7 separate regions of the Mus musculus genome follow, and regions 1, 3, 4, 5, 6 and 7 are each linked to region 2. A link is a loop called in an ENCODE intact Hi-C map of the cell type or tissue named here. Cell type or tissue: left cerebral cortex. All regions are shown on one strand. Region 1 overlaps Heatr3 (HEAT repeat containing 3). Region 2 overlaps Brd7 (bromodomain containing 7). Region 3 has its middle 22 kb from the start of Adcy7. Region 4 has its middle 28 kb from the start of Adcy7. Region 5 overlaps Cyld (CYLD lysine 63 deubiquitinase). Region 6 holds the start of Mir7071 (microRNA 7071). Region 7 overlaps Cyld (CYLD lysine 63 deubiquitinase).

Evidence for each region. Peaks named below come from ENCODE experiments on the same cell type or tissue, not always from the same donor. Only the 100,000 strongest peaks of a DNase experiment are listed, where the experiment ranks them.
Region 1: a loop joins it to region 2, with 2.2 times the contacts of the local background. A loop is called at or near these places in 5 of 42 quality-filtered maps.
Region 3: a loop joins it to region 2, with 2.6 times the contacts of the local background. A loop is called at or near these places in 25 of 42 quality-filtered maps.
Region 4: it touches region 2 in a loop (4-fold over the local background); 27 of 42 quality-filtered maps call a loop at or near these places.
Region 5: a loop joins it to region 2, with 2.6 times the contacts of the local background. A loop is called at or near these places in 4 of 42 quality-filtered maps.
Region 6: it touches region 2 in a loop (3-fold over the local background); 6 of 42 quality-filtered maps call a loop at or near these places.
Region 7: a loop joins it to region 2, with 2.5 times the contacts of the local background. A loop is called at or near these places in 2 of 42 quality-filtered maps.

The regions. Positions count from the first base shown.
Region 1 is chr8:88,159,204-88,163,203 of GRCm38, forward strand. It overlaps Heatr3 (HEAT repeat containing 3), which reads left to right. Exons shown (of 15, transcript NM_172757.3): 12 at 2,675-2,763. Among named protein-coding and RNA genes, the nearest start is that of Mir7071, 23 kb to the left of the region's middle. In left cerebral cortex, a CTCF peak has its summit at 2,463 (motif pointing left); DNase peaks (open chromatin) are centred at 1,565 and 2,434.
Region 2 is chr8:88,337,091-88,341,090 of GRCm38, forward strand. It overlaps Brd7 (bromodomain containing 7), which reads right to left. Exons shown (of 17, transcript NM_012047.3): 12 at 2,319-2,430; 13 at 1-47. Among named protein-coding and RNA genes, the nearest start is that of Brd7, 23 kb to the right of the region's middle. In left cerebral cortex, no CTCF peak of the experiment used is centred here; a DNase peak (open chromatin) is centred at 2,376.
Region 3 is chr8:88,270,485-88,274,484 of GRCm38, forward strand. It overlaps a transcript of Adcy7 not described here. Among named protein-coding and RNA genes, the nearest start is that of Adcy7, 22 kb to the right of the region's middle. In left cerebral cortex, a CTCF peak has its summit at 2,059 (motif pointing right); DNase peaks (open chromatin) are centred at 1,878, 1,941 and 2,016; H3K4me3 peaks cover 1,156 bases.
Region 4 is chr8:88,264,290-88,268,289 of GRCm38, forward strand. No RefSeq gene overlaps it. Among named protein-coding and RNA genes, the nearest start is that of Adcy7, 28 kb to the right of the region's middle. In left cerebral cortex, a CTCF peak has its summit at 2,032 (motif pointing right); DNase peaks (open chromatin) are centred at 1,431, 2,047 and 3,051.
Region 5 is chr8:88,733,138-88,737,137 of GRCm38, forward strand. Cyld (CYLD lysine 63 deubiquitinase) reads left to right here. Exons shown (of 17, transcript NM_173369.3): 11 at 1,746-1,837; 12 at 2,694-2,760. Among named protein-coding and RNA genes, the nearest start is that of Cyld, 38 kb to the left of the region's middle. In left cerebral cortex, no CTCF peak of the experiment used is centred here; no DNase peak of the experiment used is centred here.
Region 6 is chr8:88,137,938-88,141,937 of GRCm38, forward strand. Heatr3 (HEAT repeat containing 3) reads left to right here. Exons shown (of 15, transcript NM_172757.3): 1 at 1-220; 2 at 338-510; 3 at 1,955-2,042; 4 at 3,735-3,844. The coding sequence starts at 83. It overlaps Mir7071 (microRNA 7071), which reads left to right and starts at 269; the gene lies at 269-337. In left cerebral cortex, a CTCF peak has its summit at 438; DNase peaks (open chromatin) are centred at 362 and 1,697; H3K4me3 peaks cover 1,811 bases; H3K27ac peaks cover 962 bases.
Region 7 is chr8:88,743,032-88,747,031 of GRCm38, forward strand. Cyld (CYLD lysine 63 deubiquitinase) reads left to right here. Exons shown (of 17, transcript NM_173369.3): 15 at 1,797-1,915; 16 at 2,178-2,394; 17 at 3,798-4,000. The coding sequence ends at 3,982. Among named protein-coding and RNA genes, the nearest start is that of Cyld, 48 kb to the left of the region's middle. In left cerebral cortex, no CTCF peak of the experiment used is centred here; no DNase peak of the experiment used is centred here.

The DNA of each region.
Region 1 (4,000 bases), 180 kb before region 2:
CTGTTGTCTTATTCAGGAGGTTTTGTTGTTTTTGAGACAGTGTCTTTGTGTATAGCCTTGGTTATCCTGCAGCTCACTGTGTGGACCAGGCACATGGAAACTTTTGAATAATAATAGTAATATCTTCACATCAATTGTGGAGCCTCTGTTGCACACCAGGCTTTAGCAGATAGGGGAGAAACTGTAGTAAGACCATCGTTTAGCTTGTGCTTCTCTTTATGTTTTATTTATTTTATGTATATAAGTGCTCTATCTACATATAGAGTCTGCATGCCAGGAGAGGGCATCAGATCCCATCACAGATGGCTGTGAGCCACCATGTGGTTGCTGGAATTGAACTAGGACCAAAATGAACTGGCACAGATCACATGTTGTGCAGGAGTTTGTCCAAGGTGTGTCTGATCCCGTACTGTGCTAATTACAGGAACTCCCTTCTTTGGTACATACAGTATCTAAAATGAAAAGCCCAGAAGATAAAAGAAGATGAGTTGCATCTTTGTACTCTTAGTGCTTGTGAGGCTGAGACAGGAGAATTGATAGTTTGAGACCAGCATGGACTATAGGAAGACCCTGTGTTAAGAAAATTGTGAGCCAGGCAGTTGTGGCACACACCTTTAATCCCAGCACTTGGGAGGCAGAGGCAGGAGGATCTCTGAGTTTGAGGCCAGCCTGGTCTACAGAGTTCCAGGACAGCCAGAGACAGAGAAATCCTGTCAAAAGGAAGGGAGGAAGGGAAGAGGGAGAAAGGAAGGAAGAAGGGAGGGAGGGAGGGAGGGAGGGAGGGAAGGAAGGAAGGAAGGAAGGAAGGAAGGAAGGAAGGAAGGAAGGAAAGAAATTGTGGGAAGCTGCCTGTCTCTTTGCCAGGCAACCTAAGAGGGAGGTATTAGAAATAAGACAATGTTCCAGGAACAACAGGACAATAAGCCATGGTATCTGGTGCTATTTATCAGCTCTCCCACAAACTTTTATGACTAAAGCAATAGGTGTGATTAGTGTTACTTTCAGTCTCTTGCTTCTCTGGAGCCTGAGGTGGAAGGATCTCTTAAGCCCATGAATTCTTTTTGTTGTTTTGTTTTATTTTGTTTTTTCGAAACAGGGTTTCTCTGTATCAGTCTGAGTACCACAGTGATCCCTGTCTTATCGTTGTTATTTTCAAAGTCTCTCTGGGTGTGGAATTTAGGCAGAATGGTGAAGGTGATCTGTCTATTGCACAATATCTAGGCAGTGATTCTCCATTACCGGTAGTTGCTCCTCTCCCAGGGGACACTTGGCAATGTCTGAAGGTATTCCTGTGAGTATGTCTTGGTGGTTGCTCCTGGTGTGCAGCAGGGATTCTAGGAGACATCCTGCACAGGAGTGCTCTGTATGCACACACAGTAGCAAGTTATCTGGGCAGGGTCACTGGTGCTGAGGTAGAATCTAGACGACTAGGGTCTCCACTGGAAAACTTAAAGGCCATGAGCCAGAATTGTTTACAGTGAACACTTGGTGCTAGAATCATCCCACAGGGCACTCCTATGTGACCCGAACCTTCTCAAAACAATTGACTGGGTTCCCAGTCTGAGGAAAACCCACACATCTATGAGTCAGCTGCAAGTCACATTGCTTGTTATAACCTGTTCTGTCGTGGGTATGGTTGAAGAAGACAAAGTCACACCCGTGTTTAAGAAAAGGAAATCAGGGGGCTGGTGAGATGGCTCAGTGGGTAAGAGCACCCGACTGCTCTTCCGAAGGTCAGGAGTTCAAATCCCAGCAACCACATGGTGGCTCACAACCATCCGTAACAAGATCTGACTCCCTCTTCTGGAGTGTCTGAAGACAGCTACAGTGTACTTTACATGTAATAAAGAGATAAATAAAATCTTTAAAAAAAAAAAAGAAAGAAAAGGAAATCAGACTCTGGGAGGTAAATGCTGAGGGGTCAGGTGACACAGACTGGGCATACTTGCTGTGCATCTTTAGAAAGTATGACCCTAATGTTCCAAATAGATCACTTACCTGGGCGGCCCTCATTTGTCCCTGCTGGAACAGTCGTTTATTGCAGCTGTCCTGTTTGTCAGTAGGAGAAGAGCAAGACTGAGGCTAGGAGCCATGGGCCTATATTATCAGGGACACTAGTGTAGAAGCTGACTTTCCCTCCCACAGTCTGCCAGCACCACAGTGGAGATCCCTGAGAGATGAGACTCCCCCAAAACCAGGTTTATCCTGTGCCAAATGTTAATCTAGTTAAAACCCAGCATCGTAAGTCAGGACCACAGTAGGTCTCTGCCTGTCCCTTCCACAGTCTTCTTTCAGACTTACTTGAAAGTGTACAGAGACTGTGAAGTAAACATTCCGCTTAAATATAGCAAGATGGCTCAAGTAGTAAGCATCCAACTGCTCTTCCACTCACTAGGAGACTCATAGCCCAGCTCATTCTAGTGTGTCTAATGCCCTCTTGTGGCCTCCGTGGGCATTGCATTCATGGTGCACAGACATACAGAAGGCCAAACACTCATCCGCCTGAGATAAAATAAATCTGGGAGAAAAAAAAAGCTTTTGTTAATAACAGTGTAAGCTAACATTCGCATGCTTTGTTTTAAACCTGTTTCTTCTCCTACAAAATAGTTTGTCTTCTAGAAGAGAAAACTTGCACTTCATCTTTGTGTTTTTGTGGAAACATTTTGTGTTTTAGATTTTGCTAAACATGATGATTTTCTAGAAGCCATAAGTAGTGCTTTGAGGGCCCTTTTGCAAACAATGGCCTCCAAGAACATTCCACAGGTAAGATGTTATAAACTTCTTGGGAGAAGCTTGAAAAGATTCTGTGTTTTGCAAGCAGTTAACCAACAGGGTGGGGAGCCCCTGCTAGAGGAGCTGTGGAGATACAGAGCTTTGTAGAAAGCAAGGGAAGTGCTGGAAGTGGAAAAGTGGTCCCTCCCCAGCCTGCAGCTCCACGAGGGGCTGCCTTTTGTGACGCTCCTTAGTTAGTATTTATGCTGTAAACATTTTCTCTAGATGTTGTTGTTCTTCGAATACTTTATTCTAGAAACTCTCACCTTTGTGTTCCTGAGTCCTCTCTTGGCAAGGGACTTACAGTTTTATCAAGGGATTCCAAGAGGCCATGTCTCTGCTCTCACATCCACTACCATGGTTAGCTTTTATCTCTTATCTACCTATTTTATTTATTTATAAGACAATATATTTTTAAAAAAATAGAAGGAGCTGACAAGATGGCTCAGTGAGTAAATGAAATTCTGCTAAGCCTGCATCCCTGAGCACCTATGTAAAAAAGGGAGGAGAGACCTAACTCCACAGAGTTATTTCCTAATCTCCACACACATGTGACTTGGCACATTTCCAGGTGTATACACCATAATAAGAATATAATTTTAAATGTTAAGTTATTTAAGCAAGTTTGATATGTTTTTTTAAACAGCTTTATAGAGATGTGGTTTTATACACTATACATTTATCCGTTTGAAGTGTACAGTTCAGTAGTTTTGTATATTCCTATCTCATGGCTCCTAATCTGTCATGGTTTCCTTACCCAGCTTCTTCCCTTGCACGATTCATTCATGGAAGAAGCTTATTTTGTTCTCAACAATCAGACTTGAATGATATATCTGATAGTGTTTTTAATACTCTCCATCTCCTGTCTATATTAAGGCCTACATCTAATTAGACTCATATTGCTGTATGTATTTTATACTTTAAATCACAGATTGTGTCTTAGTATGTTTACTCAAAGGTTTTACAGACGTTGGTCATAGCTGCCTAGGTCCTTTCAGGAGGCTGCACATGAGAGATGCCCAGCTTTGTCTTCTTTGTGCAGTACTGCAAATAAGACATCATCTCATTGGTCATTTAGTAAATTTGGCATAGTTCGTGTCAAAATTTTACAGATATTATCCAATAAATAAATAAATAAATAAATAAATAAATAAATAAAGATGGAAAGGAATACCTGATAATCTATTGTATAAAAAAATTGCTAACGAAGTTTTTAGATTGTGCCCTT
Region 2 (4,000 bases):
TTTGCTGTGTCCAATGCTCTGGTCTGGCCTTCATCTTCAGGAGATGACTGTATGGATAAAGGAAAACTTTTATGCAAACAGTATATGCAAAAATCAATGTAAATAGAAAACTTAACTTTGTGGCAAGAGAAAAGCAGCATACTAAAGTATATGGAAAATAAGGATTTATGTACTTTAAGTGATTTATTTATTTTAATTTTAAGTGCATTAGTGTTTTGCCTGCATGTATGTCAGGGTGAAGTGTTGAATCACCCAGAACTGTGTTACTAACAGTTGTAAGCTTCCATGTGGGTGTTGGGAATTGAACCCAGGTCCTCTGAAAGAGCAGCCAATGCTCTTAACTGCTGAGCAATCTTTCCAGCTGCCAAGTATATTTTTAAACCAAAATTAATTAATTATATTAATTAATATAATCACTTTGAGTTTTTTTTTAAAGATTTATTTATTTTATGTATATAAGTACACCATAGCTGTCTTCAGACACACCAGAAAAGGGCATCAGATCTCATTACAGATGGTTGTGAGCCACCATCTGTGGTTGCTGGGAATTGAACTTAGGACTTCTGGAAGAGCAGCCAGTGCTCTTAACTGCTGAGCCATCTTTCCAGCCCTCAATTATATTTTAAAACCAAAATTAATTAATATAATTATTAGCATTCTGAGTTTTTATGAGTTGCTAGTAATGCTAAGATCCGTGCCTGACTATATATAGCCAAATGTAGTGCTACATGCCCATAAACTAGCAATTGGAGGCTCAGGCAGAAGTATCATAAATCTGAGGTCAGTTTGGCCTACACAGACCCGATCTCCAAAAGAATTATTTAAAAGAATGATCTTATATATTTAAGATACTTGGTAAATATTAGATAAATGTCTAAATATATAAAGTCTTTTGAACACATTGAATCTTTGACAAGGATAGGGAAAAACTTTCAAGAGGCAATATTCTCTGACAGTAGAGGCTTACTGTAAAATAAACACACGCCACAAAATATAGATGGTCCCTCATGATTTTATGCACATTAATGTAATGTAGTTCACACATAAAAAGAAATACATCTAGCCAGGTGGTGGTGAAGCCTTTAATCCCAGCACTCGGGAGGCAGAACCAGGCGGATCTCTGAATTTGAGGCCAGTCTGGTCTATAAATTGAGTTTCAGGACTGTTATACAGAGAAATCCTGTGGGGGTGCAGGAGGGACATCAATAAAAGTGTTTTATTTCTTTTTTGAAGGTTTATACTCTGATTTAGAGCATTTCCAATTTCTAAAACATGTAAGCCATATATTTTTTTACATGTGTAACTCTTGTGTTACTTTGTAGGATATATTTGAGAAGAGAAACTGCTAGTTCAAAGGACAGAAAGATCATATTTTAAATATGTTACTATCATCACCAAATCAAAGCAATTTGACTTTAGTTAACTATTAATTCTAATTAGCTGAGTGGAAGGGTCAAGTACATTTAATTCTGAACAGATGAAAAAGTACTTTTTAGGTTTGATAAGTAGTTCGTGTGGCAGGATTTTGAAGCAGAAGCCACTGACCAGGCTTGCTATGACACCCAGGGAACCTTCACCAGTTGTGCAGGTACCGACAGGGGGCTAAGGCACTGGGGTCATGGTCACCATGAACAGTTATGACTTCCAGGGCTGCCTAAGAGCACTTGCTCCTCAGAGGCCTTAGGTCTAATCACTAGCCCTTACTCAGCAGCTCACAACCATCTGCAACTGCAGTTCCAGAAGATCCAACAGGTATGTGTGTGGTATACATGCATGCAGACAGGCGAAACATTCATATAAATAAAAAAAAATCTAAAAATTAAAAAGAAAAAACAGATGACTTCTTAAGACTCCTCTAATTTTGTCATAGAACATTCTAGACACCAGAATTCCTCTACATCAGCAGGAAACATTTCTTGGTTCTAGTCTCATTTGAATGATTCTAGATTATAAACAGTCTTGAACTGGACTAGAGAGTTCACAAATATTGATAAAAGATGCAACAGGGAAGGCTTTCCTTTCTGCGACTCCCAGTGCATGGCTCTCATGCACATTCTCCATCCTGTCAGCCAGCTTCATCCTCAGCTCAGGAATTCCGAGTCTTACCAAAATTAGTAGAGAACGGCCACGTTCTAACTCCCTTGGATCCTGATAGCTGACTTATTTCTTTCCTTTCATTGTTCTCCACCCACAGCAGGCTGTCCTTTCCGGGGAATGGAGTTCAGCTGTCATACTGGCTAATCCCTGGTCTCAAACAGTGAATGTCTAGCACTTCAAAGCCATTTATAAACTGCCTGTTTCTTGAGCAGTGTGCTTACCATGTCCAAGTCCTGCAGGCTCCTGGAATGTCCTCCTTTTGTTAGAACATCCAGTAAACTATCTGCCATAACATACGGGTAATCTTGGCATGTGGCCAAAAACTCAGAGATGCTGAAAAAAGAGTTGGAAAAAATCACTTCTATAGAAGTAGCCTTCATGGCTCGTACCTGTGAGAGCCAACTCTTCCCATTAGATGCCCTTGGTTCATAGACCACACTATGAAATATGTTCCTTTCAGAAACAATGTTGCACCTGCATACTTACCAGTGATGAATCTATCACCATGAGAGAACACATACACACACATACAATGAAGCAGAAGTGAACTGTTCCTGAGCATCCTCTGAAGAAAGCAAGGGTGTCAGCAATGGGCCTTCTTGCCAGTTCCCCTTAATAATCTCATTCACTTAAGGATTTTCATATGTATCAAAACTTCTAAAATCACACCCTTGTTTGCATAAACACACATCACAAGCTAAATGTCAGCTACTTTCCCCAAGTGCTGTTCTAAAATCATTTTCCTTTCAGTAAATTGAAAATCCTGATATCATCCCAACTTCTCTTACTCTCCAGTTAAAAGCCAGCAACCTACTAATTACTAACCACAATGGCCACTTCCCTGGTCTACTTGTTCATGCCTGGTTTCTGCCCTAGCAGCCCAAGCTTTGTATAACTGCCAGATTGGTCACTTCAGAACCACAAGCCAGATTGGGTCACTATTCTGTGTGCCATTGACTAGCTCCTGATCCACCAAGTACACAAAGTTCTCATAGCAATCTCTTCCCATAGTGACTCTTGTGACTACTTCTTTCCCCTCCAACCTGTTCTGCTCCTTACAGCTCTTCCTGATGCTCTTGGCTCGGTCAGGCCAGCTCTCAATTCAGGTCCCCTGCTTAGCTACTTCAGAGCCAGGATGCCCTCTCAGAGAGAGCATTGCTGGTTCCCTCTCTGGTCACTTTCCTGACGCCAGCATTACTTCTCCCTGTCCCTCTTTGTCTTGCTCCAAAGCTCTGTCACTATCTGACAGGAGGGTACAGTTCTGTTATGGAATTCTTAGTGCCTGGAACAATGTCTGGCACACAGAGGCATACACTGCTGATTTGTGGATTGCCTCACTGAGTAATCTAGAAGGAATGTGCCCTATTCCATATAGTCTAAGGATAGCAACTCCTCAATCTGAAACCACAGCCAGTCTCTAACTTAGGGAACCCCATCTAGAAACAACACATAATATACTAACATGTGAGAGATCAGAGTTAAATGCACCTCCTTCTAATACAAATAAACTCAAAACAACAAACCCCCAAACCAGGAGACTGGTTAATGTACTGGATATAATTCTTGAGCACAATAATAGTTAAGAAGTTACCAGTGCCAAGAAGAGAAATTTCAGGCTCAATGTCCAATCCTAGGACACAGTCCTGGTAAATTGAGACAGTATCTCATCAAACTGAGCAGATACAAAGTATCTGAAAAGGGATGCAGACCCTAGGATACAAGTTTGTACTATAGTTTGGCTGTACTATAGTTTGGTTGGTATATTATAGCGAAACTGTCCTGTATGTGGGATGCTTTAGATATTTCATGACTTAGGGAAAATACTTTGTGGATTCTTAAATGAATCAAGACTGAAACATAACTGACATGCAATGTCTTACAGCAGAGCAGGTTCTGACAGAAG
Region 3 (4,000 bases), 67 kb before region 2:
ACTCCTATACATAAAATAAACAATTCTTTAAAAAAAAAAATAAGCCTTTTAAAAAAAACCGTAGAAAGTCAAGCACCCCAAGTCCTACTGTGCTGAGTAAGAAACTCAGACCCACCTCCCCCAGTGACTGCCTCCACTGTACTTTTGGGAGACTCTAGTGTTGGTCACTGCTTGAACATAATTACTGACTGGGGTTAGCGTGTCCCATTGGGCTGCCATAGGGATGTCCACAGGAGAGGTAAGGATTGTGACAGTGCCATGTGGGTTGGCGGCGTGTCCTGTTGAGATCCCATTCTCCAGCTCTGATTTCTCGTCTGCTGTCAGACTGGTCACAGGCCTGTGTGATAATGATGTAAAATGACAGAGACCTAAGTCACTGTGTCATTCCCATCCTACCAAAAGAGTGACGGACTCCTTGTAGTCTGCTTAGAAAGGCCAGAGGATATGCCACCTCTGCACCAAGTCACCCCTTCCCCCCACCCCATAGAGTTCTGGGACCAATTAGGAGGGCTCCCTGTATTCCAGCTTCTGTTGATACAGTGGAACTGCTAAGGTTCTGATGGGGGCTGCCATCTGACCACCATCATGGGCTCATCTCTTGGGAACCTAGGCCAGGGCTCTTAGTGTCTTAGTTAGGGTTTTACTGCTGTGAACAGACAGCATGGCCAAGTCAAGTCTTAAAAAGGACAACATTTAACTGGGGCTGGCTTACAGATTCAGAGGTTCAGTCCATGATCATCAAGATGAGAGCATGGTAGCATTCAAGCAGACATGGTACAGGCAGAACTGAGAGTTCTATATCTTCATCTGAAGGCTGCTAGTGGAAGACTGACTTCCAGGCAACTAGGATGAGAGTCTTAAAGCCCAGGCCCACAGTGACACACCTACTGCAACAAGGCCACACCTCCTACTAGTGCCACTCTCTGGGCCAAGCATATACATACCATCACGGTGAGGAAACCAGCAGACCCCAGTCTAGATAGCAAGTGTCACCTTGGCCATGTCACTGTGGCATGCCAGAAGCAATGCCTGGGCAATCTCAGGGAGGCTGGGTAGACTTGCAGAAGGTCACAGTTATGAGCCTTAGCTGGGACCTCAGGTCACCTGGAATGGAAGTCAGTTTACACCTTCCAGATGATTCCAATAGAGCCATCTCTGAGTTGGGTCGCAGGGCTACTAAGGGAAGTGGACTTGTGACCTACTGGAGTCTCTTCTCTCTTCTATACTTCTCTCTTCTATAAGAAGGGTGCCTGGTCCCAGGAGACCAGACAGGCTCCGCCCCTCTTTTTGTTCCAGGATCACGCAGATCCCACCGAGGCTGTGCTGTGTTGGCTCTGAAAAAAAAAAAAAAAAAAAAAAAGAATGTACACAGCAAATGGGCAGTTCCATCAGTGTGAAAAGCCTTTCACAGACACAAGGATGCGGGGAAAGCAGACTTGGGAAGGGTTCACAACTTGATGACCCACTGAGCAGACTTGATGGTGGCTCAGAGTAGCACCTTCTTGTTTGCCCACCCTCAGAAACAGAGTAGATTTTCTTCTCTTTCCAACTCTGGTGCCCCACCCCAGGTTAGAGGGGCCACTACGAAGTTATACACCTACTTTATTTTGCTGGCTTTGTCCTTCAGGTCAGTAGAGTTGTGCCTGTAGGACAGATGGATGGGTGGTTCTCGCCTCAAACGGTCCTAGGAGATTGAGGTTGGAGCATCTTTCTTTAGCAGGAAAACATTGGTTGCAGCCTGGAGCCTTCCAGAAACAGGGGCGTGGCCAGAGGGCAGACGAGATCTGGAGGAAAGCCGCTGAGACATCACTCTCTGGTCTCCTCGGAGGTGGGAATGGGCTGGGCGCCGTGGACCACGTGGGAGAGGTACTTTGGGAACCCGGAGATGAGGTCTGGCTGGTGACCTAAGGCTGCGGGCGTGGCTCCCTCCTGCAGCCTCAGGGACACCGGAGATGGCCCAGTGCCGCAGGTAACAGGGTCGGAGGCGGCTACGCGGGGACCGTGTGGGGACGTTCCCGAGATCCCCAGCCCGCGCCCCGCACGGTCAGTGTGACCAGCTGGGGGCGCCCCGGCTCTCGCGCTCGCGGGCGGGAACTCCAGAGCGCCCGGGCCCTCGGCGGTGGCGGCAGGTGAGTGCGAGCGCGGGCCAGGACGCCCCTGGGCACGGGCAACAGGAGTGGTTGTGGGGTCCTTGCCTCCGATCCCGCGGGACAGGACACACAGGGTGGTCATGGGAGGCTCGGCCCGCGCTTCTCCGACCCGGGCGCGGGATCCAGGCAGGCCGCCTCCGACCCGCGCTTCCCCTCTGAAGCTTTCTTCCCAGCCCGGGTGAGAGGCGGGAGGCGCGAGGCTCTGGACCACCGGGATGCGGGTTGCCTCACACCCCTCCCTTGGCTCTTGGTGGCAGGGAATATCTGCTCTGTGGCTGGGGGGCTAGCTAGGGGTCTAGGTGATCTGCTTAGAGTGACTAAGGGACACGCTCATGAAGAGCCATCACCCAGCTGGAGCCATCAGAAAGCTGGGCCCCTCAACCCTGCGAAAAGGTTGGGGTTCGCTGTGAGCGGAGTGGGGACCCCCACCGGCTCCGCATGCCTTCCACCGGAAGGAAATAGCAAGGTGCTGAGGATCTGGCTAGTGCTTGGATGCCTTTCTCAGGGTAGCTGCTCTCCTAAAGAGGCCCAACCCAAAGCCAAAGCTGGAGAAAGAGTAGGACCAGAGCCCTGAGATACTGGATGGAGGATAGGATACAACCAGTAGGGCTGCCTAGCCAGCGAAGTGGCCCAGGGGACTGGCTGGGCAGCCAGCTTTAGACTCGCAGACAAGGGAACTGTTGGAGCGGATGCTGCTTTTACAAGTGGCCGGGACCTCATAGCATAGGGCAGCTTGTACATTGGTGACTTGGAGTTTGGTTGGACAAGGAAGGTCAGTCCCTAGATCTGTGAGGAGACAAGCTCACTCGGAAGCAGCTGCTGGGCCTACGCAGACTGGCAGGCAGCCTCCCCTGGGTGAGTTGGGTCATTATCTGTGTGGACAGGTATCTCAGAGTCATCTCCTGTGGTACTGAATAGAAAGAGGGTCCTCGGGTACTGGGTCATCTTGGGGTTCCATGTCCTTGGGATTTGGGGAGTGGATTATCTTCTGGGGCCTTCTACAGAGGAGGCCTGAAGGAGGCTGAGTTCTCCAATACCAAAGGGTCCTGGACATGCCTTGTACCAGTGTACCCTGAGTTAGGGAAGACTGGACTCAGCGGCCCCACTGACAGTCGGGAAGACTGACATTCCAGGGTCAAGGCAAGTGAAGCAAGGAGTAAGGCCTAGTCTTCTGGCCTTCTCTTCTAGTTCTGACGTGATGCTGGCGTGTCTGACCTGTGAACCGACCTCCCATGCCCAAAGGCAGAGTCTCCAGTAGGGCTGAGATCACCTGAGGGGAGAAAGGCCATATTGCTTGCCCAATGCCTGCCTGGCCACCTCTCCCTTCTGGTACCTTCTATGCACTGCATCTCTGTTCTTGGATGCCCCTTTTTAGTGACTGGGCATAGGGGGTTGGCCTGTGTCCCCTTCCTAAAGGAACCTCAGTCACTCTACTGGTCCTACCAGCAGGACAGGCGGGTGAGTTAAGTTAGTCTCAGGTGGTCCTGCCCTCCAAAGGCCACTGGATGATAGGGAAGGTAGGGGTGGCTTGTCCTTGCCCCCCATGTCCACACTGCAGCGTGGCTCATCTGTGGAGTGTGATCTTTGTAGAGGAATCTTTGGAGAAGTTGGTTGATGTCATTTATCTGTCTTAGGCGGGGTTTTCAAAACGTCACAGTAGGGGAGGAGAGGCCAATCTCTGTGTTCATTCTGGTGAGTTCTCTATAGCAGTCCTGGGCGTGTAACACTTGGCTTTGCATGAAGCTGGGGCATCTGCTGGAGCTCCCCATGGTAAGGTCATGAGGTGTTTTGGTCCCAACAAAAAGACCTGGGACACAGGCAGAAGGCCCAGCCTGAGGGTCTGCTGTGCA
Region 4 (4,000 bases), 73 kb before region 2:
TGGGAGTGCCTCTATCACAGTTGGTCATACAGTACCACAGCTCTCCTGTGGTCTGCACATGTGCAGAAGTAGTCCTTACTGTATATTGTACTGGCCGGTGGCAGTTGCTTTGGTAAATCATTGAGGTAAATGCCCTGACACTAAGACACCAGTGGACTTCCATGCAGTGCCCAGAGCTCTCAGCATACCTTAAACACAGACTTTAGAAAGTTGATAGAATGACACTCCTGAGCCAGGGTTTTGGTTTTTTTCTTGTTTTCAAAAAGATTTATTTTATGTATATTAGTATACTGTCACTCTCTTCAGACACACCAGAAGAGGGCATCAGATCCCATTACTTGTGAACCACCATGTGGTTGCTGGGAACTGAATGCAAGAGCAGTCAGTGCGCTTAACCACTGAGCCAACTCTCCAGCCCTTGAACCAAGTTTTCTAAGAAAGTAAAAATCCCCTTTTTTTACCCACAAGATCTTTCTATGTACACTAGGATGACTTTGAACTCTGGTCTTTCTGCCTTGTTTCCTCATGTCAGGATTATAAGTGTGTACCACACCGGCTTCAGGATTACTTTCTTAGCCAAAGTTGTTTTGGGAAGTTTCTTGTCTTTGTTGTTTGTTGTTGTTGTTGTTGTTGTTGTAAGGCCAGGATCTTAAGTAGCCCAGACTAGCTTCAAACATGGTATATATCCAAAGATGATCTTGTATTTTTGGTTCCCTTGGCTGCCCCTCAAATGCTGGGATGCACCACCACATCCCGATAACTTGTTGCTAGTAATCAAAGCCAGGCCCTTGTGCATAGTAGGCAGACACGCCACAGCTGAGCTAAGTCCCCAGCCTGTCTTTTGGTTCTTCTCCTTAAATGTCACAGTGCAGCAGAGTCATCCCGAACAGCACTCCACTCCCTTTGCCATTTTCCACTTTTAAGGAAAGGAGCCTTGCTTTGGGCAACACTGGGGAGGGGGGAAGGCCAATTCTTTGATCATTTTCTACCATCTGCCTGTTAACACTCCACCTTTTAAACCAGGTGGAGTGTCAATCCCAGCACTCGGGAGACGGTGGTGGTGCACGCCTTTAATCCCAGCACTCGGGAGGTAGAGGCAGGCGAATTTCTGAGTTCGAGGCCAGCCTGGTCTACAGAGTGAGTTTCAGGACAGCCAGGACAGCCAGGGCTATACAGAGAAACCCTGTCTCAAAAAAACAAAACAAAACAAAAAAAAGCACTCCACCTTTTGTTGTTTTGTAGCTCTGCCTGTCCCAGAACTCACCATGTAGACCAGGCTGGCTTTGAACTTACATTTCAGGTTTGGGGTAAGGAGGAAGGGCTCCCCACCAGAACAACTGGATCCCAGTTATTTGAAGTAGACAGGGCCAGAGCTGCTGTGTGGTTTTTGAGGCTAAATTGGGGGGAGGGGGCGGGGACCAAAAGCCATCTGGTGGTGAGGAATTCCACAGTCTTCTGGTGCACAACAGTGTTTGAAAGCTGTTCTCCTCAGGCCACATTCTTGAGTCTTGCGGCTTGAGTCTTTGCTGGCATTCCATAGTGAGCCAGTCTGGGTTGACCAGCTTAACTAAGAGATGCAAGATTTTTGGCTTTTAATTGGGAACATTTTGCCTTTTAAGTAAAATGTTTTAAATTCCTTGTTTGTCTAAGAAGACCATTTTAAAACCAAGGAACTAGGGATCTGAAATAACCCACCTGTGTAAAACACACACTCTGTGTGTGTGTGTGTGTGTGTGTGTGTGTGTGTGTGTGTGTGTGTGTGTGTGTGTGTGTGTGTGTCTGTGTCTGTGTCTGTGTCTGTCTGTGTGACTTAATTTCATTTTATATTGTGTGTACATTTAAAGCCTGTAACATTTAAAGCATTTAAAACCTTTTGGAAGTTGTGGGATTCAGAGGAACTGCCCAAAGGATGGATACAAGTAGATGGTGCCTTTTCTTTCTTTTGTTTCTTTTAAAAAATAAAGGATGTATTTTCGTTTTTCTGTGTGAGCTTTGGCTGGTTTCTGTATGTACTGTGCTCATGCAATGCTCACCGCGGCCAGAAGAGGGCATCAGATCCCCTGGACCTGGAGTGACTGCTGTGAGCCATCTATCTTGAGTTAGGAATCCAGGTCCCCTTCAAGAGCTGTAAGCACTCTTAACCGCTGAGGCATCTCTTCAACCCCTAGAAAGATGTCTTAATGTTTAATGTTAACAATAAAAGAGAAGGAGGAGCTGATTAAAAGCTGAAGTGGCCTCTTGAAATGGAATATCCATTTTCAGAAGATTGACCACTCAGTTTCAGCTTCGTACCTCCAGCTTGCACTTAGGGCGCCAGGAATGTGGCTTTTCTTGAGCACTCTTCAAAGGACCGTAAGGGGGTTGCGCCAGGCCTCTCAGATTAAAATCCACTTCAACACCAAGTGCTTCCAAGTACCAGGCTTAACCTCGTCCCCACAGGCGAGGAGACAGGAAAGACCTGTCTGGAGTGAGGCAGAGAGCAAGGGTCTTGGGCCCTGCCAAGAAGGTGCAAAAAAGCATATATTTGGGGAGAAGGGGAAGGTGTTGTGATGCCAAGGCATTCTGAATGTCTCCCCCAACTTCTAGGGGAGCCACTTCCAAAGTGGTGAGCCACTGCCGCCACTTCTCACGTTTTAGGTTTTGAAATTAAGTGTTGACTTCCCAATACCCTTAAGTCTCTACGCCGGGGCCTCCTCTGAGTAATTTTCCTGAGTGCAGTGGTCACAGTCGCTATGACTCCAAATGGCTGTTCTTATCAGCCATTTGTGCAATACAGTGAGTGGGGCAGGGGACGTGGGTGTTGTACCTGGAATCGCATGCTCTGCGGTGAGCTACACCCTCAGTGTTTTTATTTTTCCAGAAGCGTTAGTTTAGCACCTGAGCCTAAACTCCGTGGGTGTGTGAAACCTTGCAAATCAGCCAGCTGCACCAGGTGTTTTGTCACAGTCGCCGGGTCGCCTGAGGCTTCGGGCAGGTGTGCTTGAAGTGCAGGTGTTTGCTTGCCTGAACATCCCCCTCCTCCCCTGAAGCTTGCCTTCACTTGTGCACACCACAGCTCAGCTCAGTTTCCTGGATTTCCCTCTTGGTAAAGTCTTGGCTGGGTGTCTGCCCATCTCGCTTCCTGTGCGCAGGCTGTAAATGTCTGAAAGAGCTCTGCGTTTGTGTTCAGTTGGAAGTTTTGCTGGATATAGAGTTCTGACTGGGAAACGTCTCTCAGAAGCCGAAAGCATCATTTTCAGTGTCTTTAAGAATCCCAGATTGGAAGCAGAGGCAGGCGGATTTCTGACTTCAACGCCAGCCTGGTCTACAAAGTGAGTTCCAGGACAGCCAGGGCTATAAAAAAAAAAAAAAAAAAAAAAAAAAAAAAAAAAAAAGAATCCCAGATTGGCATGATGGTTTTTCCTCTCAGAACTTTTGGGATTTCCTCCTTTCTGCCACGTTCTGAAACATTACTGTATGGACAGAGAGTCTTCTCTGTTGCAGAGGGAACTTCTCATTACCAGGGTTCCATTGGTGGCTCATAGCCTTCAGACACCTGATTTTTTTTTTTTTTTTTTTTTGGTTTTCCAGACAGGGTTTCTCTGTATAGCCCTGGCTGTCCTGGAACTCACTCTGTAGACCAGGCTGGCGTCCAAGTCAGAAATCTGCCTGCCTCTGCCTCCCAAGTGCTGGGATTAAAGGCGTGTGCCACCACTGCCCGGCGACACCTGAATTCTCATTTACTCCGATCTCTAAGGATTTCCCAGGAATTCCACATTTGTTCAAATATTGGGTGACCTGCACAGAGAGCCTCTATTTGTCTATTTTCCTTCCATATTCATGAAGGTGCGGCCAAGGTTGCTATGGAAATGTTGATAACAGGAACATGGGATGTCTGCTGGGGAAATTTGTAGGCATCCAGTAGGACAGCCCTAGAGATAGCCTATGTGAGCCACAGGAGGCAAGGCTGTAGATATGGGGGCCCCTGAGGCATCTGGAGCCTTAGGATTCACTGTGTGTC
Region 5 (4,000 bases), 400 kb after region 2:
TGCATTCTGTTTGCTATTTTCTTGTGTAGTAATTCTTGCTGTGTGCTCATATAGTAAAAAAAGATGAATAGAAATTTCATGAAGTATTGACTTTTTAAAACCTTTAGTCTTCTGCTTCTGTTTATTTCAGTGTATGTAATAACTATAGTCTATGAAATGATGTGAATCATTTGGTATCATGTATTACAAGTTAGTAATAACACTGTACTAAAAGCAGATGAGGTGTATTATAGTAATATGGTGTTTGTTTAAAAGAATATTTTTATGTCTTCCTCTACTTCTTTACTAAGGTGAGTTGTAAATGTGCAGAAGATGGGAAGACTTTGGTATGTGATGTTGGTGATGTGTGTTAACATCACAAGATGTTTAAGTGATGAAGAGTTAAGTCATACAATGATCATGAAACTAATAGGTCAGGAAGACAGAGAACAAACTACGCAATTTAAAGGCCAGTTATGATCAATTTGAATTTTGTTATATACTTTTCTTAACAATAAAAATAAAGATTAATTTAATATATTTAAAAATAACAAAGTATGTAAATTAAAGGAATATTCTAGATGTCCTACTGTGTCACATAACTAAGAAAGTAAAAGAATAAATTTCTCTATTTAGATACTTGTTTTCCCTAAATTCTGTAATCATTTTACCCTTTAAAATAAATATGTGCTTTGATTTTCACATTAATTATTTTGTCTTATGCAAATTTTAACCACTCAGATTTTTCTTTCACTATATAAATGGTACTACCAGCAGAGGTCAAATCAATAACAAGGTGTATTATTATAGCCTTCCTTCTTTTTAAAACACTGTAAGCCTTTCTGTAATAGGCTTAATATTCTTCGCATCATATTTGTTCAAGCAGTCCGGAATTGTAGTTAGCATACTTTGTCACTCACTCTATGCCAGGAGATTGTCAGATGGCCTGTGAGGTCAGGATGTGTCTTGCCGAACATGGTGGTATATCATACACCTGTAATCGCAGCACTTACTGGCTCAAGAGACTAAGGCAAGATCAGTTGAGCTCAGAAATTTGAGATATATTTCTGGTGTCTGCAAACTTAACACCTGTTGTTTGGACACAGATTTTGCTTTATTGCAAGTTCCCAAAAGCAGATTTTTTTGTTGGTGGTTTTTGCTTGTTTGTTTGTTTGCTTAATCTTTTCCTTTTGTATTCCCAGTGGCAAACATTTTTACGTGAGTCATAGGTATTTATTAACAAGTGAGTGACTAAAGTGTTAGTGACTCTAAAAAGCAAGTACACGATTAGTGCTCAGCTGGCTCTGACTTGCTCCATTAAGTCCATAGTCTCCATAATCAAACAAAGAGAATTTCTTAATTATGTTGACTGGTTTGATTGCAGACTTTAGATTTTTAGTATATCATCAATTCCCCTTTTTCATATCTCTTATCCTATATATTAAAGTGACTTTTCTAAAATGTGGACATTCTATTTTATAAAATAAGTATTTTAATAATAAGCAAATGTTATTGATTAAAAACCATTCTCCAAGACTTTTGAACTATTAGAGTTGTATAGTGCGTGTTATTTTGGAGGTGCCACTCTGGATCTCAGTCTTTCACTTTCTAAAGCTTAGCAAGAAGCCTGCAGTTGTGCTTTAAAAACAGCTGCCTAGTCTACTGATGCGCTTCCCATGTTAGGATTGTATGAAAGTATTTGATTACTAAGATATGTCATATAATTCACTATGCCAGTGTCTGTTAATTCATTTTTATCGATATAGATATGGATATGTGTGTGCCACAAAGATTATGAAACTGAGGAAAATACTTGAAAAAGTTGAGGCTGCATCAGGTTTTACCTCTGAAGAAAAAGGTGACTTTTCTAATTTATTAATTTATGTTACTAAACAATATGTTAAATTATATCCTGAAGTATGTCTGTTTTACTTAAAGGGTTAATCTTAAAATTATTTGAGAGGGCTATGGATATATATCTCAGTGGTAGAGTATGCAAGAGACCCTGGGTTTGATTTCTAGCACTGCAAAAATAAATGAAAAAAATTTTTTTTCTATGTGACATGCAAATTTCTCCTGGTATTGGAAGTGATTCTTCTCTTCCAAAGTGACTGTGATGTGTAGTAATTAAGAAAGTGGCTGACCCTACAGTAGATGACTAACGTCCCTGCCGCCAGCAGTGGTATTTGGAGTTGCCTCTCCTCCTGTGGTGAGGGCTGTCCTGAGCCACTCAACTCCCCCACCTGCGCTTCTAGTTGAACAGAGCTGTGGAAGAGGTGGACAGCGTTTCTGTCTACTCACAACTGGACAATTTCTCAGATCCAACTTCTGTCTTTGAGTATGTTAACAGGGTTAATATAGTCAGCTGTGACATTTATACACGTGATAATTACTTAAATAGAAGGAAAAATAGGGCTTATTTTAGGTGGTAGTCTACTGAAATCCTTCAAAAGACATAAAAATGTTCTCACTATGTGTGAATGAATATATTCTGCTAAATGGGACAACATGACAACAAAATGGAAAAGTAACATTTTATTATAACCTGTAAATAAAAGTTTTTCCCTTACTAGGAAAGTTTGAAAATACTAAACTTTTAATTAAAATAATTTTGAAGGAATGAATTAAGTTCAGTGTAGAAATGTTTGTCATAAAGAATATAATGCCTTTTAAATTTTGCCTGTGATTTATTTGAATTTTTAATTTTCTTCTAGATCCTGAAGAATTCTTAAATATCCTGTTTCATGATATTTTAAGGGTTGAACCATTGTTAAAAATAAGGTAACTTTCAAGCTGTCTAGAAGCACTGGGCAGTAGATCTTCTTTTCCACTGCCATCCCTCAATAGGAATGAAATCCCTGCTGCTCCTCAGCGTTATCTGAGTGTAGTTAAGCATTGTAAGGACAGATGTGGGTTCCCTTAGCTGCCACCCTTTCCCTGGGCTACACTTGCAGAGCACAAGGTGAACCTGCCCTTTGAATTAGCCCGAGTGAAGATGTGCCCACAACTTATTTACTTATGCAATTGAATATGAATATTTTTGGAAGCTCAGTTAATAAGCTTTTAAAGAGAATCTTATTCTAATTGAATTAAAGAAGAAAGAAAGAAAGAAAGAAAGAAAGAACGAAAGAAAGGAAGAAAGAAAAAAACCACCTGAGAACATTGTAGTTTTTTTGTTTTTTGGGTTTTTTTTTTTTTTGTTTTTGTTTTTTGGTTTTTTTACTTCCCCTTACTTACAGAGCTCAGTTAGCTTTAAAATAGCTCTCTAGTTCTCTGTTTAGTAACTTGATCTCTTCATTCTCTCCATGTTGAAAATATTACCTGAGTTTACTGTGGTATAGTTCTTAATGAGATATTCTAAATGTCAGCACTTTCCAGGTCATTTGAGAGGTCGCAGTGGTAGACCCCTCTCGATTTCAATCTTGGTTTCTCTGTTGAAAATGTTAGGAATATTTGTTCTGTCTACTTCCTTAAGATCCCAACACTGCCGAGTTAGTTCTCTTACCTCTGTCTCAGTGATGTACTTTGAACCAATGCTAAACTGGTTTGTGGGAACAAGGAAAGTGCACAGTGAAAGTTTGGTACTTCGTAGGAGCTTCTAACAAATGACATTGAGTGTACATACTTAACAGCAAGTCAGAGCTGCCATAGCTTTCTATGTGCCTAGAAAATCAAAGAGAATTAACAAAAGAGTTTATAATCCGGCCAAAAATTAAAAAGTAATCATGGAAATGTCAGTAACATTTTTTTATTCCTTCAAGCATATAGAAAATTGAAAATTTTATGTTCTAGGAAAGAAAAATAGGCAGCAATCAAGTTTTTAAAAATAGAGTTAAAAAAAGATTTACACTAAGCTAAAAGGTAGATTTGGTTAGTGAGAAAGATTAAATAATTAAACATGTTAGGTTTTTTTTTTTTCAAAATAACTTGCATTTTGACAGAATCCAACTTATTGTCCTTTCTTTGGAACTCAAGAAAATGATTTTAGAGTTTTCTACAAAATGAAGTGGGTAAAAATGCC
Region 6 (4,000 bases), 200 kb before region 2:
GAAGTCGCCACGGGCCCGGTGGGCCCCAACGACGGCTGCTGCAGTCGTCCTCTTCTGGTCTGTCACTGCAGCCTCCGTCGCCATGGGTAAGAGTCGGACGAAGCGCTTCAAGCGACCTCAGTTCTCCCCTATCGAGAGCTGTCAGGCCGAGGCGGCGGCCGCGTCGAACGGGACTGGGGACGAGGAGGACGATGGGCCCGCGGCGGAGCTTCTGGAGAAGGTGGGACGAGGGCATGGCCAGGCTCGGGCGGCGGGCGGCCGGGGGCCCGGGGGCCCGGGAGCGAGGTGCTGCAGCGCGCGTGCTCACTACGCGACTCTGACGTCTCGGTTCCCGCAGCTCCAGCACCCGAGCGCCGAGGTCCGCGAGTGCGCCTGCGCGGGACTGGCCCGGCTAGTGCAGCAGCGGCCCGCACTACCAGACTTAGCCCGTCGGGATGCTGTGCGCCGGCTCGGGCCGCTGCTGCTGGACTCGAGTCTGGCGGTAAGGGAGACGGCGGCCGGAGCTCTGAGGTGAGCCCGAGAGGGCCCGAGGCAGTGTCCCTGCGAGCAAACAAACCTGGGACACCCTCGCCCGATGCATTCTCTACTTCTGGGGGAATAATAACATGCCAGTTAGCTCAGGTTTGCAGTGGATGGAGATGTGAATTCATGCACCGAAGGACCCCGGGGCTCACACACTTTTTGTTGTATCCACCTGGCGCTTCACCAACCATCAAACCTCATGCACATTTACCCCATCTCAAAACCCACCATAGAGTCCCTGATAGGATAGTCTTTCAGTCTGGGCTCCAAGTACAGCTGACATTTCAGCATGTAAGATCTCTTTGCAGGCGCTCCACTGAGAGGGTGTCTGGAAACTGTCAAAAAGACTGGGCTGAATTTCAGTAAAATTTAGACCTTCTAGCATGGTGGCACAGACCTTTAATTCCCGCACTAGGGAGGCAGAGGCAGGCAGATCTCTGAGTTTGAGGCCAGCCTGGTCTACAGAGTGAGTTCCAGGACATCCAGGGTCACCCAGAGAAATCCTATCTCAAAAAGGCCAAAAAGCAAAAGCCACTCTAATGAACTGTAGAGAGGACAGAAAGTTAGTATTTGTGCTCTTACAGATTTGCCTGTGTGTATTGTTTCAGTCTAATAAATATTGGATGGAGCACCTGTGTGCCAGCCACTGGACGAGGCCAGTTCAAGGCCACCTTGAACTACTTAGTGAGTTCCAGGACAGCCAGGGCTGTTACACATAGAAGCCCTGTCTTGAAAAAATCAACCAACCAACCAGATAAATAAACAAATCTTAAGTCTATTGAGTAAGATTAGTGTTAAGAATATATTGATTATTATTAACCAAATAATTACTATATGTATAAATACAACTAGTAGTAATTGCAGAGACTACTATTAGGGGTATGATGGTTTGAATAAGAATGTCCCTCATAGGCTTATGTATTTGACCACTTAGTATTGAGTTCTCCTATTTGAGAAAGAATAGGAGGTGTGGCCTTGCTGGAGTACGCGTGGGTTTGTTAGAGGAAGTATGTCACTGAGGGTGGGATTTGAGGTTTCAGAAAGCCCACACCAGGCCCAACATCTTTGTCTATGATCAAGATACAGCTCTCAACTACTGCTCCAGTGCCATGCATGTCACCATGCTCCACGATGACAATGGACTAAGGCTCTGAGACTACAAACAAGCCTCCAGTAAATGCTTCCTTTATAAGGGTTGCCCTGGTCATGTTGCCTCTTGAAAGCAACACAACAGTGTAAGACAATGAATTATTTGATGTGCTGAGGACCAGGACAGTTGAAAATCTGTAGGCTTGCTCTCTAGCATATAACAAATACAGTTTTGTTTTGTTTTTTCCTGTGGAAAACCTTAACTGTGGTTAGACATACAGGGCTTAGCAGCATTTTGTGAGATGTGACTTGAAAGTAAAATGTGTTTACATTTCTTATGTAGAAACCTCAGTGCTTGTGGAGGTTTTGACGTTTGTGATGACATGGTGGCAAAGGACATCATGACGCCCCTGGTGGCACTACTGAGAGAGGTATGTGGCATTTAACATAGCCTGAGTGATGACTTCTGTGTGGTTTTTAGGAGACAGGTTTAGGAGGTTTTTTGTCTGTTTGTTTTTTATTTTTCAATACTTTGGTGTCGTCTTATGTGTCCCTTTAAATACCCTGTGACAATTTTATTTTTTCCCCTGGAAACTCGGTACAAAGGCCCCAGTAATACCAATCTCTATTATTTGTGTCTCTGCCACCTTTATGATTAGAAGAGCCCTTTCTAAAGATATGCACACTTACCCCCTTAGAACTCAAGCCCGTTCCCTGACTGCTCACTCCTGTGTGCCTGTCATTTAATCTTCACAGTGGTCCTATGGGACAAGTCTTTTTTCCCTTTCTTTTTTGTGGTGCTGGAAATGGAACTCAGATCTTTGTGCCTCCCACCAGGCAGGTGCTTTAGCACCACCCATCTGTATCCAAATCCAAGGCAGGTGTTCTTATACTAGTTCATACTGTGCTGATGGGCCCAAGGACAGACGTTATGAACTTACAAAGACTATGTTAGACTCATTGTTACGTGTTACATGTACATTCATGTTACATGCTGTAGCTCATTGGCTAAGGACACTGGACTCTTGTATTCCTCTCAGTCTGCCATGCCTTTTGTCCGTTTTACACTGATGCTATGAGACCTTGGTCAGTGCTCCCTTACAAGCAGTGCTGCTGCGCTGCAGGTGGCTGTGCCATGGGGACACCCAGTTGGGTAGAGATCAGGGATGCTGTAGAACTTCCTTCCTTGCAGAGGGCATTCTCCCATTAGACGTCTAAGACTCAGAAGACCTTTTAGAGAGTGCCCTGTTCTGTGCTAGGAAGCAGCCCTGCACAGAGGTCGGGGCTCCAGTTGGAGGCTAGAATGTCTGCAGCTAGAGCCCAGCTTTACCATACACTCAGCTGTGTCTTCAGGAGCCTCTTTTATCTTATTTTCATACGAATATTGGGAGGTTAAGGTTAATAGTTGAGCTGCTTCAAGTTTGTTGTGAGGATTAACTAGTAAATATATGTAAAATGCTCAGAATAGTACTTAGGGGATGTTGTACAGATATTAACTATTGTATTCCTTTGTCATTCTGTTTCTTTTAATATAAATTAATTATTCTTTTATATATATATATATATATTTATTTATTCGCTTTAAATCAGCACCCTCTGTCATTCTGACTTTTACTATATTAGGGGAAATACGTTGTATTGGTCTTATACTTTCATGTAAAGTGTGGGACAAATAACATCATTCCTTGACAACCTTTCTTATCTGTGTTTCTTGCCAAAGGGATGTATTATTTTTTTAAGTTTTTATTGTTTTTATTTATGTATGTCTGTGTGGAGTGAATGCTGTGTGTATGCAGGTACCTTCAGAGGCTATCAGATAGCGTGGAGCTGTAGTTACAAGTGGTTGTGTACCAATTGATGTGGATACTGAAAACTTAGCCTAGGTTTCCTGCAAGAGCAGTGCAAAACCTTCCTCTGGACAGACAGAGTGCTCTTAACCACTGAGTCATCTCCATGCCCAAGGGATGGACCATGTAGAGAACTGTACCTGTAACCATTGATGTAATTGTTAACTAACCCCTATCATTTCTGGGGTTTTTAAGGTTATAATTCTTTACTATTACTATCTTTTTTGCTTAATTATTCTTTTGAACCTAGGTGCTAATTATGATGTTTGGTTGCAGTGTCTCTCTGGACTGGATTCAAATGAGATGTCTCCACAGGAGAAAGCTGATAAGAGAAATCCTGTAGAGAGCATAGCCAATGAGGCTGTGAATGTGCTGTGGAATGTGTGGTAAGTGCTTTCTGAGGTCAGTCTCCTGTTGTGTCACTGCCCAGCCTGTGGTGCTCTCTGTTAAACTGTAGGCCCCGCCCACAGATGCTTGCTACTTTAGTTGATGGGGCAATCTGATGACTTGAGATTCATCCTAATCAGCATAGTGTACACCTG
Region 7 (4,000 bases), 410 kb after region 2:
TAGTGACAGAATACCTTTTTTTTCCATTTTTTCATTTAATTTATTTATTCACTTTACACCCCAATATCAGCCCCCCTCCTCCCAGCGCCCCTTCACACACATAGATCCTCCCTCTCTCTCCCTGCTCTCCCCTTCTCCTCTGAGAAGGGAGAGCTCGTCCTCTCCGAGCATCACGCCCCACCTTACCCCAGCACATCTTATTTAGTCACTTGACATTTGCCATCCATCTTGAAGGACTGTTTCACTGAGCACAGAATGCTATGTTCACAGGATTTGCTGCCTTTCACACTACCCCTGGCTGGCTGGCATAGTCTCTAATGAGAAATTCGCAGTGTTTGGGTCATTGTTTGCAGCTTCATAATTTATTTTTCTCTGCCTGCTTTGTTTTTTAATTTGATATTCTCTTTATTTACATTTCAAATGTTATCCAGTTTCCTGGTTTCCCCTCCGAAAACCCCCAAACCCTCCCCCTGCTCACCAACCCACCCACTCCCGCTTAGTGCAGAGTTCTATCAGACCTTCAAAGAAGACCTAATTCTAATTCTCCTCAAACTATTCCACAAAATAGAAACAGAAGGCACTCTACCCAATTCATTCTATGAAGCCACAATTACTCTTAATACCTAAACCACACAAAGACCCAACAAAGAAAGAAAACTTCAGACCAATTACTCTAATGAATATCGATGCAAAAATACTCAATAAAATTCTTGCAAACCGATTCCAAGAACACATCAAGACAATCAACCATCATGATCAAAGAGGCTTCATCCCAGGGATGCAGGAATGGTTCAATATAAGGAAATCCATCAATGTAATCCACCATATAAACAAACTCAAAGACAAAAACTATATGATCATTTCATTAGATATTGAGAAAGCATTTGACAAAATCCAACACCCTTCATGATAAAAGTCTTGGAAAGATCAGGAATTCAAGGCCCATACCTAAACATGATAAAAGCAATCTACAGCAAACCAGTAGCCAACATCAAACTAAATGGTGAGAAACTTGAAGTAATCCCGTTAAAAGCAGGGACTAGACAAGGCTGCCCACTCTCTCCCTATCTATTCAATATAGTACTCGAAGTCCTAGTCAGAGCAATTAGACAACAAAAGGAGATCAAGGGGATACAAATTGGAAAGGAAGAAGTCAGAATATCACTATTTGCAGATGATATGATAGTATACTTAAGTGACCCCAAAAATTCCACCAAAAAACTCCTAAACCTGATAAACAACTTCAGTGAAGTAGCTGGATATACAATTAGCTCAAACAAATCAGTGGCTTTCCTCTACACAAAGAATAAACAGGTTGAGAAAGAAATTAGGGAAACAACACCCTTCACAATAGTCACAAATAATATAAAATACCTTGGTGTGACTCTTAGCTAAGCAAGTGAAAGATCTGTATGACAAGAACTTCAAGTCTCTGAAGAAAGAATTCAAAGAAGATCTCAGAAGATGGAAAGATCTCCCATGCTTATGGATTGGCAGGATTAATATAGTAAAAATGGCTATCTTGCTAAAAGCAATCTACAGATTCAATGCAATCCCCATCGAAATTCCAACTCAGTTCTTCACAGAGTTAGAGCAATTTGCAAATTCATCTGGAATAACAAAACACATAAGATAGCGAAAACTATTAACAATAAAAGAACTTCTGGTGGAATCACCGTCCTTGACCTCAAGCTGTACTACAGAGCAATTGTGATAAAAACTATGGTATTGATACAGTGACAGGCAGGTAGAATACTTTTTAAAAGACTTCTTCCTCCCCTTTCTGCAAATGGTAGCTCCCAGGCAGTGCCGCATCTGTGGAGGACTTGCGATGTACGAGTGCAGGGAGTGCTATGACGATCCGGACATCTCAGCTGGGAAGATCAAGCAGTTCTGTAAGACCTGCAGCACTCAGGTAATCTGTGCTTACCTGGTGGGTATGCCCTGTAGACGTCACCCACTGACTGTCCACTACATTTCTGGACTTGAAAGCCTTTCAGAATCAAAGTACATTCATAGTAAATGTTCTTGCTCATCTCTCTTCTGTTGGTGTGTGTGTGTGAGAGAGAAATACTTGGCTGTGATTATAAGAGCTGGGCTCAGTGAAAGTGGCTAGAGTCTGCTCCCTTGCAACATGGTATTAGCTCATGTGGTGTTTTCTTCATGGTCCCTTTTAGGTTCACCTTCATCCCAGGAGGTTGAATCATTCTTATCATCCAGTATCACTTCCCAAAGACTTGCCTGACTGGGACTGGAGACACGGCTGCATCCCCTGTCAGAAGATGGAGTTATTTGCTGTTCTCTGCATAGAAACGAGCCACTATGTTGCTTTTGTGAAGTATGGGAAGGATGACTCTGCCTGGCTTTTCTTTGACAGCATGGCGGATCGAGATGGTATTAAACACCTTCCTCAGCATCCTGTATTTAGGGGTGTAGTGCTTCCTAGTGAGAACATGTGTGTGAAGTAATAGGGTGTGTTGTGAGAAAATCCTTTAAGGAATAGTATGGTGCTATAGACTTTAATCTTCAAAGTGTATTAATAATTCAGCTACCCAGACTAAGGAACAATGTTGTGACATCTTGGCACTTAAACAGATTTGTTAAAGAGTGCTGTCTAAGATCTCAGCACTTGGGAGGTAGAGGATTGTGAATTAGAGGCCAGTGTGTGCTACATAATGAGACTCTTTTTCCATTTGCCCCACCTCAAAAAAAATCCTAAGATTCTTCTTTTAGAGCTGATTTTACCGTCTATTTCCTTTCAGTTCTGTATACACTGTAGTAGCCATTTATTGAGCACCTGTATGCCAAGCTCAGTGGGAATACTGCAGTTGTAGAAATTATGCCTGTTTTTCTGTTGTCTTAGTTAAAGTTTAAAGTGGTGAAGATTGCATGGTTTGCATTTACCTCATTCTTCCTGATCTCCTGCATTCCGTTTTATGAAGAAACCTTTATCTAATGAGCTGTTCCTAGGAAGCTTAGTCATTTCTTAATACACAGTTCAGTGTCAGGACCTCAAAAAGTTTTGGAAGTAAAATACTTGTCACAGTACACCCAACCCCCCAACCCCTATTTCTACAGGTATTCTCCCAAGCTCTAGGCCCTAAGGTCTTCTGGTGTGGGTCTCTAATAACCAGAGAACCCTAGTAGCACCTCCTTGACCAGGGACACAAGACCAGCAGTTCTCCATCTCTTCCCAGCAGTTCAACGCCTGAGGGGCATGCCCACCCCTCCTGTTCATATGCTTCACCCAGTTAGCATTAGCAGCATGGCTTTTGGGAAAGCACTTGGGAGAATAAAACCAAACAGGCTTTCTGTAATCCAGTCATCAAAGCACACAAAGTAATCAGTGTGCTTTCTGCTGATCAGTGCATAAACAGCGCATGTAGAGGTGTGCAAGTATGTCCTTAAAACATAGGAAAACAGCAATGGGCATTACTAGGTGTTTCAAAAACTGAGCAAAATTTTTGTGGAAAAGAATGTCAGGCTGTTAGTGTATGGGAGGGACTTGCAGGTATGAGGAATCAAGACTGTGCACACAGTGGGTAGCAGCCTGCAAATCAGGCCTATCTTAAATATGTGTTCTTTCACCAGTTTTATTCACCTTTGCCTGTGGAACCCTCTCAGAAGCCAAGGAGACTATAATTCTAGAAACTGGAAGTCAAACAAAGGTTTTCTTCCAATTCTCAGAGTCAGTACTCATTAAATTCTAGGATAGTAGAATTGTTCAGGTAGGACAGGATGCCAGAAGGACTTAGACATTCACTTCCCTAAATAGATTTCACTGCCCCTTTCTCTAGGTGGTCAGAATGGCTTCAACATTCCACAAGTGACGCCCTGCCCAGAAGTGGGAGAGTACTTGAAGATGTCTCTGGAGGACCTGCACTCTTTGGATTCCAGAAGGATTCAAGGCTGTGCGCGCAGACTTCTTTGCGATGCATACATGTGCATGTACCAGAGTCCAACCATGAGCCTGTACAAATAACCAGGTTATCCGCAGTGG